Linked DNA regions of Homo sapiens: regions 2, 3 and 4 are each linked to region 1. The links are chromatin contacts, found by Hi-C or POLR2A ChIA-PET in ENCODE. All regions are on one chromosome and are shown on one strand. Each heading gives the region's core, a stretch centred on a gene start or an enhancer-like site at or near the end of the contact. The rest is flanking DNA. Distances are from core to core; before and after follow the strand shown.

Region 1 (3,084 bases), core at 404-2,903:
ACTTGGACTAGTTTTATTCCCACCTTATCTGGGAATTATAAGGGTATAAGGTTGTAAAAATATAAAGTTAACAATCTGACCCTCACTTGGGAATCATAAAATTACAATCTGATATCCACTTTACTTGGAACTTATGGTCAGCCCTCTGTATCCTCAATCAACCTGGGACTGAAAGTATTTGAAAAAATTACAATAACAAAAAATAATAAAAAATCATAGAAATAAAAAAGTACAGTGTAATATCTATTTACATAGCATTTACATTGTATTAGGTATTATAAGTACAGCAGGTCCTGGAATAACATCATTTCATCATTTTGCTCAGTGGTTTTCTTATAATGATGAGAAAAAAATAGATTTCTGGCTGGGTCCACTGTCACGTTTTATCCATGTCTGTGTGGATTTTCTCTGTCTTCTGGTGTCCTGTCACATCCCAAAGCCGTGCAGTGCACTTTAGGTAAATTGGTGCATCTACACGATCCGAGTGTGAGTGTGGGTGTGTGTGAGCACACCCTGTGAGGTGCCCTGAGTTGGAATAAGCCGGTAAAAATGATCTCACTTTTATTAATCTTTATTTTTCTCTAAGCGAGAGGGATAGGGGGTGTTTAAAAAAAACTTTTTCTTTGAGACAGAGCTGTGCTCTGTCGCCCAGGCTAGAGTACAGTGACATGATCTCGGCTCACTGCAACCTCTGGCTCCTGGGTTCAAGCGATTCTCCTGCCTCAGCCTCCCGAGTAGCTGAGAATACAGGCACGCGCCACCACACCCAGCCAATTTTCTGTATTTTTAGTAGAGATGGGGTTTCGCCATGTTGGCCAAGCTGGTCTTGAACTTCTGGCCTCACGTGATCTGCCCACCTCAGCCTCCCAAAGTGTTGGGATTATAGGCGTGAGCTAAAAATCTTCCTTAAATATATGCATGGCTCACACTTATTTCAATGTTTAATATTAGAAGTGTTTTGGTCTTTATTTCGAAGTTTAGGGGCGATTTTGTGACCACAGATATGTTGTAGGAACTTCACTCATATCAATTAGCCTGTGGTCAAACTGTTTTCCTTACAGTCATTTGGCTTAAAGTTTCAGTTTCCAAGAACCCCTCCACGATGTTAGGTGAGGACTTAGGGAATGTGGAGATGACCTAAAGTTTATGATGGGAAGATGTGTGTAGGTGATATGCAAACACTTTTTTTTTTTTTTTTTTTTACCAAGGACTTGAGCATTTGTGGACGTGGGTCCCCTGGAGGGGCCCTGGAACCAATCAGGACTATAAAATCCTTTTAAGGTTTTAAGAAGAGCATTGTTATCTCTGTGGTACTGACGAAGACCCCGCAAGCTCACCGAGATTAAGTGCCCCTGCCTAAGGTTACAAAGCCTCTTATCCTCAGGCCACCTCCAGTACAGCAAATCCAAGCCCTCCCGTCTAAACTTGGCGCCCTGAGTACCAAGGGTCACCTCGGCCTTTCAGGCTGAAGGGAGGGAGGCTGAGTCTCAGGGCAGAGTCTGAGTCCCACTCCGCACCCCACCCTCTGTCTGGTACAGCTTACCAAACCAAAGTGCCCAAAGCCGTGACATCCCGGCCGGCGGCTCGCAGGCCCCCGCCCTCCGCACGTCACGGCCGCCGGGTGCAGTGCCCCCTAGGGGCCCCTGGGACGAGGAGGAAGCGCCAGGTCCTTCCCGCCGCCGCCGCCGCCGCCGCCGCCTGCTCCCCTGGCACGCGCCCCGCCGCCCTCGGCAGCCGCAGCTCCGTGTCCCCTGAGAACCAGCCGTCCCGCGCCATGGGCACGCGTCTGCCGCTCGTCCTGCGCCAGCTCCGCCGCCCGCCCCAGCCCCCGGGCCCTCCGCGCCGCCTCCGTGTGCCCTGTCGCGCTAGCAGCGGCGGCGGCGGAGGCGGCGGCGGTGGCCGGGAGGGCCTGCTTGGACAGCGGCGGCCGCAGGATGGCCAGGCCCGGAGCAGCTGCAGCCCCGGCGGCCGAACGCCCGCGGCGCGGGACTCCATCGTCAGGTGAGTGTCGGGTCTGGCCCTGGCCCAGGTCTCCAGCGGCTGTGGCCCCGACCCAGGGGCGGAGCGCCCGGGACCGCCGTGGGGAGCGGGGCGCGGGGCTGCGAGTGTTTGGTGCCAACTCATTAGGGGGGCCGGGCGGTGTGTCGGGAAACGCGGGCTTGGGCACTGCGGCCGGGAGCGCTGGCGGAGAACGGGGGATCCAGTACCCGACCGGGCCCGCAGCGCAGGTGGGCGTGGGCATCTCCAATGGGCGCCTAGCGGCATGGACCGCACGCCCGGCTCCACGTGCGCAGCCGGCCGCCGGCTCTGATGCAATCGCGCCGGGCGCGACCCAGACGGTAAAGGGGCGGTGCGGCTGGGGCGGAAACCAGGGGAGGGGGCGAGGAGCAGGAGGAGGGCGGGGCTGCGGCTCGGCGCGCCGGCTGGCCCGGGGTTCGGGAAGGGCAAGCGGAGCTCGGGAGAGGCGGGCTCGGGCCCAGCGCCGCCCGCGCGAAGCTCCCTGGTGTTGTGCGCCCTTCCCCGCGCGCGGCCCCTCCTGCTGGGCTGGGGTCTGTGGCTGACGTCCGCTTTTCCCGGAACGGCAAAGGTGGAGCCGGGCCCCCGGGACAGCCGCCGGGGGGAATCCGAGAGGTCTCAGCGCTGGTTTCCAGCTTCGCCGCGCAGCGCCCACGGAGTCCCCGCGCAGCTGGGTTTGCAGGGTTTTCTGCGGGCCCAGAGCGAACTGGGAGCCCCGGGCCCGGCCTTTCCCGTCCCGGTCCCCGCCCCTGGGCTCCAGCCTTCCCCGCCCTCGCCCAGAGGGGCGCACGGGTCTCGGGCCTTGCAGGGCGAGCCCTTCGGGACAACTTGGGGGTGGCAAGAAAGCCCCTTCCGCCTCCCTCGGAACTGGGATTAGGAACGAGTTCCAGGATGCGGTTTCCCCGGCCAGCGGACCACCTCCTCCATTCACATCCTCTTCCCTTTCCTTCTAGCCTTCTTTCTTAGTCATTGCCTGCTTGCCTTTCTCTCTGCCTTTCCTTCCTCCCTCTGCTCTCCCATTTTCCTCCCCACTCCCCTTCTCCCATCTCAGTAAAATACGTTTCCTAG
Region 2 (3,159 bases), core at 334-2,833, 1.2 Mb before region 1:
GTTGATCACTACTGCGTGTTTTTTTTTTTAAAGGTATTTACAGGCCACAACTTGTTAATGTTAATACAAAACAAAGTTTTGCTCCTATTTCTTGGTATAAGAACAAAAACCGGCCGGGCGCAGTGGCTCACGTCTGTAATCCCAACACTTTGGGAGGCCTAGGCGGGCGGATCACAATGTCTGGAAATCGAGACCAGCCTGGCCAACATGGTGAAACCCCATCTCTACTAAAATACAAAAAATTTGCCGCGCGTAGTGGAGCGCGCCTGTAGTCACAGCTACTCAAGGAGGCTGAGGCAGGGGAATCGCTTGAACCCGGGAGGCGGAGGTTGCAGTGAGCCAAGATTGCGCCACTGCACTCCAGCCTGGCGACAGAGCAAGACTCCGTCTCAAAAAAAAAAAAAAAAAAAAAAAAAAGAACAAAACCCAGCTCTTTTGGAAAAGAAAATAGGGCTTTATACTGAGACATTTAAGCCCGTAAAAACATTTCAAGAATCTGTCTTAACATCTACTAAGGTGATTATCATTGTGATTACGTGACAAAGATCTACTGCACCCATTCTAAAACATCGGGAATGTTTTCAGCAATAACTAGAGGTCTAATTTCAAAGAGGAAGACGTAAATTAGTGCTTTCAAGAGAAAAGAGCATCACTGTGCTGTTGGAAGTTAGTAACTAATATAAAAGCGGCCCTTCGCGGTTTTAACAGGAAACTATTTTTGATTAAATAAGAGCTTGAGATTATCCACTGTAAGGCACTTCAGGATCTACGTTTATCTCTAACTTTGTCATCACATTTGTATGAAACAACTGTTTCGAGGGAAAACTTTTCTAAAAGGTACCAACTCTAAACCAAAAGGCCCACAGGCCTTCCAGAGGACGCCGGGCTCTAGAATAAATAAGAAATAACATCCCCAACAATATCACTCGAACCTAACAAATTTTAAGAAAAGAAGTTGCCTCCCAATGTCATGGCCATCGGGATTTTTACCTGTGAGGGTTTCGGGGTGGGGGGCGTGAGCGGGTTCTGGAGAGAACCAGTCGAAAAATCGAAGAACTAAAAACTCGGCTGGTGACTTCGCTAACGACACAGATCAAAAGATGGGATCGACAGGAGCCCCCGAAAAGTCCTCCGCCTGACAGGATTCCTCAGGTAGGGGGACTGTCACCTAAGCCAAGTTATCGTGGACAACAGCAAGGACCTAGGACCTCAGCTCAGGCACAGGCAGGCTCACGGAGGGTTGCGCGGCGGGTTCTCGCTGTGGGCCCCCCGAGTCCCTCACCAGCCCGGCCCTGGAAAATCGGGGGTCCCCAGAGCACCGCCAGAGTGAAAACTCACCTGCGGCGGCCCAAGCTCCTCGGGAAACCGCCCAACGCCAGGCACAGGGGATTGGCGGAGTGGAGATCCCGGCAGCGAGGAAGGAGGGCCTGACCCAGTCCAGCCCACTTTGCTCTCCGCTCACGGCCCCAGTACTGCCCAGTTCAATCGTCAACACCACCTGCCGGCGCGGCTCCTGCTCGCCGAGAATTTGAAGACAAACCCGCCAGGGTCACTTCCGGTGCCGGGGACGACCTCGGCGACTCTGGCGCACGCGGGGCGTCGCCCCGGGAGCGAGGTCGCTGGGCGGGAGCGGCGGAAGAGGGTGTGGCCGGGCCCGGGGCCGCGCGTGCGCATTCTTGCACCGCCTCCTCCCGGCGGACGCAGCGGAGACCAGGGATAGTATAGACCTTGGTGTAGATGGTATTATGGTACTACCTCGCGCGCCTCTGTACCTTGTTCAGGTGCTTGCTCACTTTCCCTCCCACTTGATTTTCACCACACTCACACACACACCGAGGTCAGGTGTCTATTTTAGAGGTGAATGTCCAGGATCAAGCAATTCGTTTATGACAAATCCTGTTTTAGAACCTAGTATTCAGAATTCCCCAGCTGGGCTCCATGTCATGACATAACAATAGGGAGGAGGTAAACAAAGATTCTCGGACACACTGCTAGTGGGATTTTATTTTCTTGATTTTTTAATCACCGTTTTAATATGACCAGACAAGGAAAATGATGCTATTTCATGACTTACAGATATGTACTGCACAGGGCTTCCTCCAGTCTCAATCTCCACCCTCTGCCATCACTTGAGGCAGAATAGGGCACTTCTCACACATTCCTTTAAAAACGCAAGGTAATTAAGTTTCTAACATTAAAGCATCCCGACTGGGCACAGTGGCTCATCCCTGTAATCCCAGCACTTTGGGAGGCTGAGGCGGGAGAATAGCTTGAGCCGGGAGTTCAAGACCAGCCTGGGCAATATAGTGAGACCCCCCGTCTCTACAAAAAGTACAAAAATTGGCTGGACATGGTGGCGCACGCCTGTAGTCACAACTACTCAGGAGGCTGACACAAGAGGATCACTTGAGCCCAGGAGTTGGAGGCTGCAGTGGGCCATGATGGCGCCATTGCACTCCAGTCTGGGAGACAAAGTGAGGCCCTATCTCTAAAAAAATAAAAGCACCCCAGTCATCTAACATAGACATGTAGAAGCAATTCAGGGGAAATACATCCATTCAGTCAACAAATGTTTACTCAGCAACTACTATGTGTGAGACAGTGTTGGCACTGGGTATACAGTGGTCACGAAATAGAATGTTTCATGGGGCTTAAAGTCTTGTAACGTCTCAACTGAGTGGAAAATGATAGTTTCACTGTAGTAAATATGAACTCTATTGTAATAGGGAACAGGAAACTATATTTAGTATATATTTTTGGAATCAAAACCAATTCAGGGAGGTACAGATTAATTACCCTAATTCAACCTTCATCCTTTATGTGAGTTCAAAGGTATGCTAATTTATAAAGCCAATTTACAGTTAAAAAACTTCTCAAAGGCCACAAAATTAATACATATTGTATGATTCCATTGATAAGAAATTCTAGGCCAGGCACGGTGGCTCATACCTGTAATCCCAGCACTTTGGGAGGCCGAGACGGGTGGGTCACTTGAGGTCAAGGCGTTTGAGACCAGCCTGGCCAACATGGTGAAACCCCGTCTCTACTAAAAATACAAATATTAGCTGGGTCTGGTGGCGCACACCTGTAATCTCAGCTACTTGGGTGGCTGAGGCACGAGAATCGCTTGAACCCAGGAGGCAGAGGCTGCAGTGAGCC
Region 3 (3,090 bases), core at 393-2,892, 1.3 Mb after region 1:
TGACACCTCATCTCAAAAAAAAAAAAAAAAAAAAATCAAAAGATTATCCAGGCACAGTGGCATGCATCTGTAGTCCCAGGTAATGAAGTGGGAGGAAGACTGCTTGAGCCCAGGAGGCTGAGGCTGCAGTGAGCCATTACTGCACCAGTGCACTACAGCCTGGGTGACAGCGCAAACCCAATCTCAAAAAAAAAAATAAAAAATTAAAGAAAACTGCATTTTATATAAGAAATAAATTCTAGAAAACATAGTACTTAAAGATATTGTACTGTGAATTCTTTTATAAAACAATCATTCTTCTTATATTAATGTATTTTTAGTAATCAGAAATGAAAATATTTTAAACTTTGATTAAAGAAATATATTGGTTATGAATCTACCACTATAGGCAACTTTGTTTTTTTCTTGATTATGACTAACATTTTAAAAAACCTGAAGTCTTCAAAACATTTTATTGTCATAATTTCCTTAGTTTAATTTCTTTTACCTTATTTAGTTTACCTCATGGAGTTAAAAAATTTGAAATTTTTTTCATGCTTATTATTGTTAGCATAATATATGTATTCCAATGAACTAAATATGAGACAAGGCAAAGCTCTAAAGATACAATTATTCAAAGAGCAAAAATGGCAATGTTCATTGATACAGAAAATCCTAGATAAGTTGTGGTATATTTATACTATGGAATACTCTGCAGGTTTCTAAAAGAATGAGACTGGCATAGACATTGTTTTATAGTAAACACAGTCCTTTCCCTTGCATTTTCTCATTGGAGATGTGGCAGTTAGTTTCATTAACACTTTGAAAATGAGCAACTTGAGGCTCAGAGAAGTTACTCAGTAAGACCTGGGCCACACAGCAGGAACCAGGTGGACTAAACTCAGGCCTCTTGATTAGTTCTGTGCTGTTTCTGTGCTCATCGCATCAATGCATTCCTGATCCTTACCAGGCACCTTCCGACTCAAACACCCTTAGGTAATACCAGCCGTGAATTCCAAGAATTTCATTTCCTTTGACCTCCAACGTGGGTAGAACACCCTTTAAACTGAAAGTCCTCCTGAGGGCAGCTGCTAGGAACTTCACAAAGCCTTGCTTGCACTGCATATGTGTTTTACCTCCACAGCCTTTGAACTCCCTCTGGGATGAGAGCTGACCTCTATTGAACATATTCTATGCTTAGCGGTTGATATGGTTTAGCTGTGTCACTACCCAAATCTCATCTTGACTTGTAGCTCCCACAATTCCTATGCGTTGTGGAAGGGACCCGATGGGAGATAATTGAGTCATGGGGGTGGTTTCCCCCAGACTGTTCTTGTGGTAGCGAATAAATCTCATGAGATCTGATGATTTTATAAGGGGTTTCCCCTTTTGCCTGGCTTTCATTCTCTCCTGTCTGCCACCATGTAAGATGTGCCTTTCGCCTTCCACCATAATTGTGAGGCCTCCCCAGCCATGTGGAACTGTGAGTCCATTAAACATGTTTTTCTTTATAAATCACCCAGTCTCGAGTTGTCTTTATCAGCAGCATGAAAATGGACTAATACAGTGGTAAACCACTAATCATTCTTCTGAGCTAGCTACTATTATGATTCTCATTTTATACATGTGGTAACCGAGGTGCTGAGAAGATAAGCAAGTTGGTGAAGCAGAATCACGCTATGACTCAGGCAGCTGAAGCCCGAAGCCAATGCTTTGCTTTGTGTATGCTTTCATTTGTGTGCGTACGTTTTCCACCCTATGGTTTAGATTTGAGAAACTCAGCAAATACGGGAGTGACTGCTATGTGCAAAGAACAAGGTCAGGGGCTGGGACTACTATGGTGATCAAGGTTAGATACACTTACATTTTAGCAGAGAAAACAGGCTTAAAATGACTGATCACACAAGATTTCACATAGTTCAGGGAAATGCTATGAAGGAGAAGCCTACTGAGCCCGTAAGAAGAATCTGATCTAATCTGGAGAGAAGGAAAAACAGGAAGAACCAATCAGGAGCTGGCCAGGCCAGGGGCAGGCAGGAGAATGCCCAGGAAGAGAGAATAGAAAGGAAGAGGCCCTGCAGTGAGGAACGCTTGTGTACTTGCATTATGACACTTATTTGGTTAGGGACCATTTTCTTTCTCATCTTTATATCCCTAGAGCAGGCCACCTGTTTTGGTAAACAAAATTTTGTGGGAGCACTGCCATGGTTTTCTATTTACAGATTTTTCTATGGCTGCTTTCACTCTATAATAACACGCTAATAGCAACAGAGACTATTTGGCCCACAAAACTAAAAATATTTACTATCTGGTCCTCTACAGAAAACATTTGCCAACCTCTGCCCTATAGCAAGAAGCATAGTACTTCATATATAGTAGGCGTTCAATCATTTTAAAAAATTACTTGTTTTTACTCTACTTCTACAAAATGTTGAGGCAATTATAATAAATATAGAGATTAAAAACAACCAGTCACAAAAGGCCACATATTATATGACCTATGTATATGAACTATTCAGAACAGGTAAACATGTAGAAACAGAAAGTAGATTAGTAGTTTCCCAGGGCTGGGAGAAGTGGGGAAGGAAGAGGAGGGAAGAAAAGAGTGACGGCTAATGGGTAACTGTTTTTATTTGGGACTGACGAAAGTGTTTTAAAATTGATTGGAGTAATAGATGCATAGCTTTATAAATATACTAAAATCACTGAATTACATGCTTTAGATAGATGAGTTATACGGCATGTGGATTATATCCCCAAAAAAGCTGCTATTGAGAAAAACAAAAAGATAACAGCCAAATAACTAAAGGATGCTTTTGCCTTGGTGATGGGGATTTAGGTTTAGCCGAGAGAAAAAGAATTTTCTCTATTAGAAGGTCCAGTTACCCACTTCCCTGCCCCCAAATCATCACAACAGAGTGCGCAAGTTGAATTTGACCTTCCTAGATGCTAAGATGAGAAATGTTACTAATTCGTTGTCTGTGATAAGAAACATTGAAGAATTAATACTAAAAAGACAGATTTCCTTTTAGTCCTGAGCTCTAGAGAAATTGCTATGTGGATTTTCTGCACTGGATTCATTGACAAAACGAGAGCCAGTATTCTTAAAGG
Region 4 (3,139 bases), core at 507-3,006, 1.1 Mb before region 1:
TTGCAGTAAGCTGAGCTCTCGCCACTGCACTCCAGCTCGGGTGACAGTATAAGACTTCGTCTCCAAAAAAAAAAAATGTATCTTTCCTAGAGCTAGATAGCTTTCTTTTTTATTTTATTTATTTATTTATTTATTTATTTATTATTATTATTTTTTGAGACAGAGTTTCGCTCTTGTTGCCCAAGCTGGCGCACTCTCGGCTCACTGCAACCTCTGCGCCCGGGTTCAAGCGATTCTCCTGCCTCAGACTCCAGAGTAGCTGGGATTACAAGCGCGCACCAGGGCTAGGTAGCTTTCTATGGAAAATGCAGGGGCTCTCCACACCAGGATTTGAAAACTTAATTTCGGCCGGGCGCCATGGCTCACTCCTGTAATCCCAGCACTTTGGGAGGCCGAGGCAGGCAAATCACCAGGTCAGGAAATAGAGACCATCGTGGCTAATATGGTGAAACCCCGTCTCTATTAAAAATACAAAAAATTAGCCGGGTATGGTGGCCTGCGCCTGTAGTCCCAGCTACCCGGGAGGCTGAGGCAGGAGAATCGCTTGAACCCGGGAAGCGGAGGTTGTAGTGAGCTCAGATCATGCCACTGTACTCCAGCCTGGGTGACAGAGCGAGACTCCATCTTGGAAAAAAAAAAAAAAAAGAAAACTCAATTTCATCCCCACCACTCATTACTGGTTTTGAGACTTTGGCCAAGTTAAGTTCACTAAATCGTGGTAAATCTTTAAAACGGGAGCACTAATCTCTACTTAGGGAGTTGTTATGAGAATTCAAAAAACAAAATGATGTTATCCCCCTGCACAGTATCTGTCACATAGTACATGCTCAAGATATATTAGTCTCAATTTTCTCATTAGTAAAACAAAGTAACGATACTTGATTCACTGGCATGCAACAATAATTAATTTTTGTAAAGCTCCCCAAACGGTATTTAGCACATAGTCGACAGTCAATTAATAAAAAAGTATGATTAAATCTACATCCCCTTTCCCAGTCCTTTTTCTGCCACTAAATGGCTAAATGATGTTGGGCAAATCATAACTTACAGAGCACTCAGTTTTCTGTAAACGAGGGGTGACACCAGACAACTTTTATGATGCTCTGCTTGTTTAAATGTATTACTCAGGACTTTCAAAGTTAGCTTTTGGATGCTACACAGATTTACCTGTAAATCCATTACATCACCATGGTGTCTGATATCACACAATAACTGATGGTCTCCTTCAAACCCTCCATCAGAGTCCAAGTTTCCAAAATCTCCAATAGACCACAGTGAAATATAATTTTCCTGTAAAACAGAAAGTTTTGTCTTGAGATGACATAAACGTCAACTCTCGGAAAATAAAAGTTGTGCTCCCGTCCGGAAATGTTGCTCCAAAACATCTCAAATGGTATGGTGAGTTTAAAACACAACGAGATACGAGGCTCAGGCATGCCATCACCGGCTCTGAGCTACGGAGCAACCGCGCCTGAGACAGGGGTCCGGGGGACCTAAAAGTGCGAGAAGAACCAGAAGGTGGGAGTTGGCGCGCGGAAGGCCAGGGGTCAGCTCAACCGGAGAGAGGGAGGAGGTAGGGGCTCGTCCCTATCAGCGGCGATACCTCATTGTCCCAAGATCCTGTAGCGAACGTCTCCGCGGTCTGTAAACTTCCCGGAGGCAGCGGTCGCCAGCGGGTTTTGCTGATTTTCTGGGACACAAACTTCGCATAAATTTCCTCCATGCCGAAAGCGGCCGCAGCAGGTACTGCAAAAAGCAAGCACAGTACGCGCCTCTCAGCACCGCCTCTTCCCGCGGAACCCTGATTGGATGGGACTTTAGGACGGAGACGGTGGCTGCAGAGAGTCAATTCTCGTCGATAGCCAGTGTGGGCACAGTCAGTACCTAGACTGAGAGGCCCACCCATCTCACAGAGCAGCTCTGAGCAAAGGCAAGAGCGCTTTGGCCTTTGAGCAGTAGGACTTGCTCCTAATCTGCAATGTCAGTATTTTCTTGTGTTCAATAATTGTGCAGTGTAAAATTTAAGTGCAAAAACAGAACAAAAACAATGCAGTAGAAACCACCTTGAAACCACACCTAAGCAGTTGCAGGTCACTGCGCATAGAAAACGATTCAAAAATCCTTAAATACTCGTGGAAGTACCTCGAATAAAGTGCCAACCTACTATCCCAAACCTCTCCCTCTTGTCTCCCAAACAAATACTTTGCTTCAAAGTTAATACACACTGTCAGAGCCTGGAGTTGGAATTCTGAAAGACTCCAGTTTTAGTTTTGATGCCAATTGCCTAGCTTTGATCAATTCAATTACGTGCATGATTAAGAATGAAGTTTGTGATACCTATTGTCAACGGCCCAGGAATCAGTTTTCTAGGTTCCTTCTGTGCTTTTGGTTACACCTATAATATTCTTCCCTTCCTCTTTACTCCTCAGAATCCTGCCTATCCTTCAAGGATCTGTTCTTTCCTTTACCATTTCCTGACGACCCCAGCCAATGTTGATCTAAATCAACACCATTTTTTTTCTTTTTTAAGACAGGGTCTCTGTGGCCCAAGCTGGAGTGCAGTGGTACAATCTCAGCTCACTGCAACCTCTGCCTCCGCCTCCCAGGTTCAAGTGATTCTCCCACCTCAGCTTCCAGGGTAGCTGGGACTACAGGTGTGCGCCACCATGCCTGGCTAATTTTTTTTTTTTTTTTTTGGAGAGACGGGATTTCACCATATTGGCCAGGCTGGTCTCGAACTCTTGACCTCAGGTGATCCAACTGCCTTGTCCTCCCAAAGTGCTGGGATTACAGGCGTGAGCTAGCATTTGATATCTAGACCACTAATGACATATATTTTGGATATATCTTATGTTAGTTTTCTTTAGATGCATATTCCTCCCCCATTAGAATGTAAATCCTACTGAATACAAGAGATATGACTTATTCAACTAAAAAATGAAGCTCTTTTACACTATAGGTATTCATAACTGTATGTTGGTTATTTCTTTAAAAAGGGCCATTATGCTACTGTTGTTTTTATGTGATATTGGTAGTCCTACTTCACAGGGACAGTTTACGGAAGCACTGCATGTAAATGCAATCCATCTGGGTCAGCTTTAGAGTTACCAGTTTCCTATCAAGGATTTGACTTTTTTCT

What was found. Hi-C counts contacts between places; a loop is a spot of excess contacts on that map. ChIA-PET counts read pairs that join two places held with the same protein, here RNA polymerase II (POLR2A). Pooled maps may share reads with other maps.
Region 2: a pooled map shows a loop between it and region 1 (19-fold over the local background). The contact joins the promoter of KATNA1 here to the promoter of MTHFD1L in region 1. A Hi-C loop is called at or near these places in 8 of 50 pooled maps. POLR2A ChIA-PET finds 5 or more read pairs at or near these places in 2 of 52 experiments (BJ and activated CD8-positive, alpha-beta memory T cell).
Region 3: a loop to region 1 is called in a map with no recorded cell type, with 5 times the contacts of the local background. The contact joins the enhancer-like site here to the promoter of MTHFD1L in region 1. A Hi-C loop is called at or near these places in 1 of 37 single-sample maps with no recorded cell type and 5 of 50 pooled maps. POLR2A ChIA-PET finds 5 or more read pairs at or near these places in 1 of 52 experiments (OCI-LY7).
Region 4: a loop to region 1 is called in a map of naive thymus-derived CD4-positive, alpha-beta T cell, with 8 times the contacts of the local background. The contact joins the promoter of NUP43 here to the promoter of MTHFD1L in region 1. A Hi-C loop is called at or near these places in 1 of 168 maps with a recorded cell type or tissue (naive thymus-derived CD4-positive, alpha-beta T cell) and 13 of 50 pooled maps. POLR2A ChIA-PET finds 5 or more read pairs at or near these places in 1 of 52 experiments (HepG2).

The regions. Positions count from the first base shown.
Region 1 is chr6:150,864,049-150,867,132 of GRCh38, forward strand. It overlaps MTHFD1L (methylenetetrahydrofolate dehydrogenase (NADP+ dependent) 1 like), which reads left to right and starts at 1,654. Exons shown (of 28, transcript NM_015440.5): 1 at 1,654-2,001. The coding sequence starts at 1,775. RefSeq lists silencers at 1,496-1,725, 1,786-2,195, 2,356-2,555, 2,676-2,825.
Region 2 is chr6:149,647,131-149,650,289 of GRCh38, forward strand. It overlaps KATNA1 (katanin catalytic subunit A1), which reads right to left and starts at 1,584. Exons shown (of 11, transcript NM_007044.4): 1 at 1,339-1,584. RefSeq lists an enhancer at 1,384-1,463 and a silencer at 1,534-1,803.
Region 3 is chr6:152,169,614-152,172,703 of GRCh38, forward strand. The region is part of intron 130 of SYNE1 (spectrin repeat containing nuclear envelope protein 1); the gene reads right to left. Among named protein-coding and RNA genes, the nearest start is that of SYNE1-AS1, 210 kb to the right of the region's middle. RefSeq lists a silencer at 1,508-1,708. Within about 2 kb of position 1,643, at least 6 of the 41 ENCODE cell types and tissues checked have a DNase peak (open chromatin) inside an H3K27ac peak, as active enhancers do.
Region 4 is chr6:149,744,773-149,747,911 of GRCh38, forward strand. NUP43 (nucleoporin 43) reads right to left here and starts at 1,757. Exons shown (of 8, transcript NM_198887.3): 1 at 1,604-1,757; 2 at 1,168-1,290. The coding sequence starts at 1,723. RefSeq lists an enhancer at 2,067-2,126.